Linked DNA regions of Homo sapiens: region 2 is linked to region 1. A link is a contact called in ENCODE Hi-C data. All regions are on one chromosome and are shown on one strand. The core of a region is the stretch at or near the end of the contact, and the rest is flanking DNA. Distances in the headings are between cores, read along the strand shown.

The links. A loop is a pair of places that touch in the nucleus more often than their neighbours do. Pooled maps may share reads with other maps.
Region 2: a pooled map shows a loop between it and region 1 (15-fold over the local background). The contact joins two enhancer-like sites. A Hi-C loop is called at or near these places in 5 of 37 single-sample maps with no recorded cell type and 5 of 50 pooled maps.

Annotation. Positions count from the first base shown.
Region 1 is chr2:134,281,040-134,284,810 of GRCh38, forward strand. The region is part of intron 2 of MGAT5 (alpha-1,6-mannosylglycoprotein 6-beta-N-acetylglucosaminyltransferase); the gene reads left to right. Among named protein-coding and RNA genes, the nearest start is that of MGAT5, 29 kb to the left of the region's middle. RefSeq lists an enhancer at 1,330-1,539. Within about 2 kb of position 2,117, at least 6 of the 41 ENCODE cell types and tissues checked have a DNase peak (open chromatin) inside an H3K27ac peak, as active enhancers do.
Region 2 is chr2:136,130,995-136,134,765 of GRCh38, forward strand. No RefSeq gene overlaps it. Among named protein-coding and RNA genes, the nearest start is that of CXCR4, 15 kb to the left of the region's middle. Within about 2 kb of position 1,982, at least 11 of the 41 ENCODE cell types and tissues checked have a DNase peak (open chromatin) inside an H3K27ac peak, as active enhancers do.

The DNA.
Region 1 (3,771 bases), core at 867-3,366:
CATTTTTGAGCAGAACTCTGGGTCCACTTACATACTTGCTGTTAGCATTTTATTATACTTAACCATTGCTGACCCTCCGATTCATGCTCTGTGCAATGGCGGTAGTGACACCAACACTGTCCTCATGGTGAGGATGCAATGAGATGATGCATATTGAGATCCTGGTCCAACATCTTCCTGTGACCTACCTACTGACCTTGCCCTCTGTGATTAATACCGTGTTACAAAGCAGTGGTCACAAACATAACGTGGCAAACACTGATGTATCTTTTATCCAACCTATGCGGACAGCATGATGCCAGGTCTGTGTCAGGCATCGGAAATGCAGCTGGGTAGGAAACTAGGGCTCCTTTTGGGAATGTTGAGTTCACCATCTACCGGAGGAGAATGACTGAAAGTATTGGTTGCGCTCATGTCTTTTTTGACCCTCAACTTGTAGATGCATTCACCCTAGTCCAAGAAAACCTATTGGCTTTGCCTGACCTTTTGGCCTTAGAAATGACCTTCAAACACTATAGCCATCTCAGGATAGGGATAGCAATGATGTACAGGAACTGGCACAGAAGGAATTTTCTCCTGTCACAAGGCAGAAGTTGTATGGCTCCTGTGCTACTTGTCACAGCAAACTTAAGCAGATCCAGAAACTGCCTGACCCTTTACTGTACCTTCCCACTCCAAAATGGGGAGGGGAACTCCTGTGCGGGAGTGCTCAGCTCTCAAGGGAAGACAGTCATTAACCTGTCTAAACTCTATGTTAATAGAACCTTCTCGATAATTGCTTTCATTAAGTGTGGTTAATGTGAACAGTACAAGTTATAGCAAGATTTGCAGAAGAACAAAGTAAATATTTAAGACTTTATTTCAGGATGCAGTTGGGTCGAGGCAAGGAGAAGATTAGTAGAAGCTGTATCTGATGGTATCTGAGGTTGAAACACAGTGAACCTCTTGGCAGAAGTGCCAGTCATTTCTCATCAGTGGTTCACAGAATCCTAACTCTGGGGAGGCAGATGGGTGTCTCCTGGAGATGGTTGTGTGTTCAGGTTTTCTCCTTTCGCTTCTGGCCTCTGTCAGACATGAATGACATGGTGATGAAGATAAACTGCCTTCCCTGTACTGCCCAGGAATGCAATGAGGATTAAGAAGGTGGCTTTTAGCCTGTGTCTATGCCACATGGGGAGGATGGTTGCTCCCTGAGGGCAGAAGGCCATTATTAGCAACTGAGTTGGCCAGGAGTGTGTGCCATGCCGGGCTGGGTGTACGGAGCTGTCAAGCCAGGCACCTGGGGATTAATTTAGCATGGGTTTTCATGCCCCCGGGCTACCAGTGACCATACAGCCATCATCTCTACCTTTGAGTTGATGTGTATAACTGAATAATAGTGCTGTGTTTTCAAAAGGAAAGGCTTAAAAAACAGTGCTTCTGTAGTACAAGGAGGGATGCTCTGCTGAAAATCTGGAAATTACAGCTAAGCAAAAAGATGAAAATACAAAGTAGCTGTTATTCTACCACCCAGAGATCGATTTGTTTCTTTACTAACAGATACGGCAAGTGCCTGTTCTGTGCCAGGCACTGTCTAGGCACTGGAGATAGTGATGAGCAAAACCATCTCTTCTTTCTGGAGATGACACTCCAGCAGTGAAGGCAGATAGGAAACAAATACATAAACACATCTGGTGAAAAATGCTTGAGGAACAGCAAAGTAGGGTAAGAAATTAGCGAAGGAAGTGGGTGCTGTTTCAGGTTTGAGGCTTGTCAAGAAAGCCTCTCTGAAGAAGAGAGATTGAGCAGAGACCCATATTATTGAGTGAGGGAGGCCTGGGGTTCTCCAGCTAGCTGCCAGCAGGATCAGTCTGTACAACAGCCCAGGGCACATTCTTCCTGGGTGCATTTAAGAACCACTGTTGGGCCCTTTTAATTCTAATACAGAAGGTGGCCTATTAAAACCAAAACCGAAAAAAAAAAAAAGGACCCTTTACTGTATCATCTGTCATTTATGTTTCTGCTAGGCTCAAACTAGACTTTTGAGAGAGCAGTGTTGGAACCACAGAAAGGTCTGGATGTGTTAACGCATTGGTTCAGCATGTGATGAGACTTGTGTGCGCAGTACAGACTCAGGCTGCTGGGGTTCAAGTCTGAGTTCCACAGTGGTGCAACTGTGGTGAAGTCATTTAGAGAGGTTAAGTCTCAGTTCTCTCATCTGTACAGCAGAAACTAGCTCATGGGGCCACATGAGAAAGTGTCTGTGGAGGGAGGGCTGGCACATGGTTAAGTGCTCAGGAAATACTGGCTGTTGCTATAATTAACAAAATGTGGTTTTGGCAAATGGTTTTAAGAGGGTCTGTATGTGCCTTTGTTCCATAAGTTTTTAACCAAAACTAAGGAGCCTCGAAAATTATGTTAGAGGCACCAAATGGGGAGCAGGTTCTAGTCATTCATCAAAGAAGGGGCTAAATAAAATCAAGATTTAACAGAAGGATCACACATTTGAGGTAGGGTTTGGAGTTTCAGTCATGAAGTCGGTGCACAGTTTATATAGGGTTCAACTTCTTGTCTGTAGGTGCCTGTCTCTATTCACATTTAAAGCCATTGTTGAGGAATGTAGTATCTTTTTTTTTTTTTTTTTTTTTTTTTTTTACAGAAACTCTTCTCAGTTTGGAGAATGTGGGTGTGTGGCTTTGAGGCTTCAGAATCCCACCGTGAAGTTGTCATTGGTCTTCATGGTTATTTATGAGGCTTGACTTAAGCTGGGTCCTGTTCTTAACAGGAGAACGATACAGCTTCCCCCGGCCGCTGGGTTCTCTTTCTGTGATGCAAGGATACATCGCTGCACTAGGCTCTCTGAGAAATTTGTGACTGGCTAGCAATTAGAGTTGAGAATGTAAACTGGCCACAGATTGAGGAATTCCAGGCTAGAGACTGTGAGCCCTAGTGAAGAAATGTAGGGTCAGGGCTCAGGAGGCTGGGATTAAGCCCACTGCTGACAGAATTGATGCTGAGACCTTCAGCACATCACATTATCTTTGTTTCCTCTTTCAGATCCAGAGATTCATGAGCTTTTATAAGTGGAAAAGATTTAGATGTTCTAACATTTCCTCCAAATGGGAGATTGCAACTTTCCAAAATCCTTGGTGGATGGTTCTCCAGATTTATCTCAACAGTTCTAGTGCTGGAACTTTTAGCTGCCATACTGTTGAACTTTAGTGGGCCACATTTACATAGCCTGTGTCAGGGGTCAACAAACTGTGGCCCATGGGCCAAATTAGTCCACTGCCTAAATTTATAAATAAAGTTTTATTAGAACACAACCTTGCCCATTTGTTTACTTACTGTCTGTGGCTGCTTTCATGCTACAGCTGCAGAATTTAGTGGTTGTACAGGAGACCATAAGGCCCACAAAATTGAAAATATTTCCTATCTGGCTTTTTACAGAAAAAGTTTGCCAACCCCTGGCCTAAATGAATGGTGCTGTCTGGAATGCAGTACATAGTCTGCATGCAACCCTGTGTGCTAAACATATTAGATTTGTAAAGTGTTCATAAAATAGAGCAAAAAAAAAAAGCCACTGTTTATGGAGAGATCGCTGTGTCCCAGACACAAATAATAACTTTAAAATACTTTATTAGTTCTTTCCTCAGAGCAAACCTGCAGAACAGTTATCTCAATTTAAGAGGATCAGGGTAGGATATGATGTGTAATCTACCCAAAATGGTGGCAGTCTGAGCCAGGGTTCAGATCCTGGCTGGTGCATCTCTAATGTGCCCATTTAATCTG
Region 2 (3,771 bases), core at 732-3,231, 1.8 Mb after region 1:
GGGTGATTTACTGGAAAGGGGAATGTGGGGGGTAAGGTGAGCTCATCACTGACCTTTGACTCTGTCAGGTGGTGCAGGCTGGTTCTCAATCTGTGAGCAGTGGACCCCAAGGGAAGTTATTGTGAAGGGTCTAAATACCCCCAAGTGCCAAATCTTCCTGTAGATTGAATATATAATGTGCTACAATTTTTGAAATGCATGTGGATGCTATTGTGATTCATAAAATATGGAATTGGTTTGGAAGTGTCTTGAATTCATAGGAGTTTTGTGTGTGTGTGTGTGTGTGTGTGTGTGTGTGTGTGTGTGTGTGTGTTTAAGAATGTTGTTTGGGCCGGGCACGGTGGCTCATGCTTGTAATCCCAGCACTCTGGGGGGCTGAGGTGGGTGGATCACCTGAGGTCAGGAGTTTGAGACCAGCCTGGCCAACATGGTGAAACGCCATCTCTACTAAAAATACAAAAAATAGCTGGGTGTGGTGGCAGGCGCCTGTAATCCCAGTTACCCAGTAGGCCGAGGCACGAGATTCGCTTGAACCTGGGACACGGAGGTTGCAGTGAATCAAGATTGCACTACTGCATTCCAGCCTGGGTGAGAGAGTAAGACCCTGTCTCAAAAAAAAAAAAAAGAAAAAAAAAAGCCAAAAACGAATGTTGTTCGTCAACAGACATTACCACACTACCAGCACGATTGGCTTTCATCTGGTGGTTCATGAAACTTTGTGGTTGTTAAAAGTGATCTTCATGTTCCGCAGAGGAAAGGCAGCCCTAAAGGGAATACAGTTTTTGTCTGGTGCCCAGAGCCTATCTACCCCTACTTGGGCTGCCAGAGAGTGGAGCTTGGGACACGACCAGTGTGGAATAGGATGGAAAAAATATTTCTCTGTACACTGATCACCACACTGCTTGCAGCAGGGAGCTATCAACCGAGAACCAACTACATAAGGGGGTTGTTATTTGTGGAGGAGCTTTCAGGTCCTCTAAACCTACCTCCCACTCTCGGCAGGAATCCCTTATAGAACCTCCCTGTGGGATGAACGTTAGCTTGGCCCTGATCCCTGCATTAACAGGTAGCGCTGTTTACTATAAAGTAAATTCAGATTCCAGGACCTCCACCTTGGTTGTTTCTGATTTGGCAGGGTTGGGGCGGGGCTTTGAGCATTCGCCTTTTCAAATAATGCTCGAGGTGATTCTGATGTCAGCCAGAGTTGAGAGAGAAGATTGTTATGAAAGGACACAAATACCTCATCACGGTGCTTTTTGTTTGTGAAGTGCTCACTAAGGCGTGAACAGCGTCATGGTGGGGCTCCTGCAGGCTTTATATTTATACCCCGTTTCTTATTTCTCACACCCACTCTGGTAGATAGATCCCTATTTCAAAAATGAGTGAATTAGGGTTCAGGGAAGTGAAACCTGTGTGCCGGCTGGGGACTGACAGTTGGAACCCCAATGTACAAATGAAACCAGGGAACAGTGGGTGTGACGAGCACTTGAGGAGCGACAGAGAGTTATGACCTCGAACCCACAAGTGAGACTGCAAACACAAGTAGGTGGGAGCCCAGCGGCAGGAGACTGACACTGCTGGAATCAGGGAGGGGGCAGTGCTGTTTAAGAGCTTCTGACACACTCAGTTCCTCCCTTCATCCTAAGAGACCTGGGCTCACTAGCAGAGGGGCTTTGGCAAGTTACTTGATGGATTAGGGCCTCAGTTTCTTCATCTGTGAAGTGGAGATAATAATAGTGCCTGCCTCCTGCTGCAAGTCTAGTCATCAGTATCATCAACATTGGTGGTACACCTGCTGGGTACCAGTCCTGGGGTGGGCGTGCTCCTCTCTAGAAGATAAAAGCCCATATAGAGACTATGGTGGAAGGAGCAGGACAAGAGAATCAGAAGCTCACCTCATTCTTAATGTGAAGAGACATTAAGATCAGGAAAGCCAGATGCTTGATGTTCTCTCTCATACCCATAGCAGATGGGTGCCTCACTGGGTTCCCCCAGAAGCTGATGGTGAGCAGGGGGGTGGCAGCCACTTTTATTTTCTCTTTTCTTTTCTTGTCTTCTTTTCTTTTCTTGGATCTTACTCTGTCACCCAGGCTAGAGTGCAGTAGTGTGAGTATGGCTTATTGCAGCCTTTAACTCCTGGGCTCAAGCAACCCTCCTGTCTCATCCTCCTAAGTAGGTGGGACTACAGGTGTGTGCCACCATGCCCAGCTAATTTTTGTTGTAGAGATGGGGTCTCACTCTATTGCCCAGGCTGGTCTTGAACTCCTGGCCTCAAGCAATCCTCCTGCCTCAGTCTCCCAAAGTGCTGTGATTGCAGGTGTGAGCCACTGCACTCAGCCAGCAGCCACCCATTTCTTACAGCTGCTCCAGTGTGAGGGGGTAACAAAAGGCTGCTTTCAAGGCAGCAGCCCAGCCCCCATGTTTCCTGCCTGGTCCCTGAGGAGTGCACAAGTGATCAGGAGAGATTCTTCTTTTGGTCACAGGGATCTTAATGATCACTGGGACTTGGGCTGTTTAAGATGTCACTTAGAAGTTCAAATCTACTTCCAGATGGCTTCCAAGCGAGGGATGGCCTCTACAGTGAGGCCAATCATGTGGTATATTCTTACCTAAGTGGGCCTTGCTGCCCTGCACAATGGCATCTCGGCCCATGGGCCAGCCTCGTAAGGTCTTTAAACCTATGACCACCAGGTGATCTTCTCTGGGGAGCAGCAGAACTTCCATGAGTCTGTCCAGGGATCTTATTTAGAGATGAGTCATACTTTTCTACGCTGTCAGCTCTAGGTTGAAGTAGAATGTACCAGCAACAGACTAGGATGACCTCGCAGCTAGCTGTCCATAGGAATACACCTCTTCTTTCTTCCAACCTCTCAGTTTCCTGGCGTTTCCTCTAAGTTAATGTCTTGCTAGAATGGTTTGAGTTGACATTAACTGTCTGCTATGTTTTATGCAGCACATGGCCACCTACCAAGTGGCACTTTCCATTTTGGGTATGGGGAGCAGGGTATATTTTATACCTCCAATCCCATTGTTCTTTATGAATCTTTGTTCCTTCACCCCTCACTTCCCAAATCGATCACTTTGCTTCTTGATTATGATATCCCTGTGGGTGAACCCGTAGATAGCAGAAACTGAGCTGTCTCTGCTGTTGATAATTTTAGCTCTTCTTGGAACTCCTTTCTTTTTGCAAATGCCAACCAGGTGTCCCCAAGTAAGAGATGATACTTGTTTGTTTGGTAAAGGCACCCAGATAAGAAGAGTCAGAATGAACAGCTCCAAAAGAGAAGTGGTTTCCTCGGTCACCGACTCACCACATTAAACATTCACCCTGGCTCACTGTCTGAAATGAGTCAGTGGTCCTTTCAGAATTCCCTTTACAACAGTGTTTCAAAGAAATCTGTGACTGAGGTTGCAAATCATTTTTTCTTCACTGCAGCTGACTATTTTGCATTTTCCCAAGGTGAAACTCAGCCTGTCTTTTCAGGTGTTGAGAAAGAGAGTCAAAACTTCAAAGTTGAGGGGGTGGGGGTGCGGGGTGGGGGACCCAGCTACCAAAGGGAAGCCCGAAAGCACTCTTTTCAAGGATAGGAAAACACTCACCAACGTCAGATTCTAACACTGAGCTGAGTGGTTTGCTATGTGCAGCTTTCTAGTGGCTTGGATTTTTCTTTCCTAATTTTTTTTTAAACCATCATCCTCTGGTTGCCATCATCCTCTTAGCATTCCTGACCTCCCAGAGTTTGGCCTCACTTGATTTACCGAATATTACCT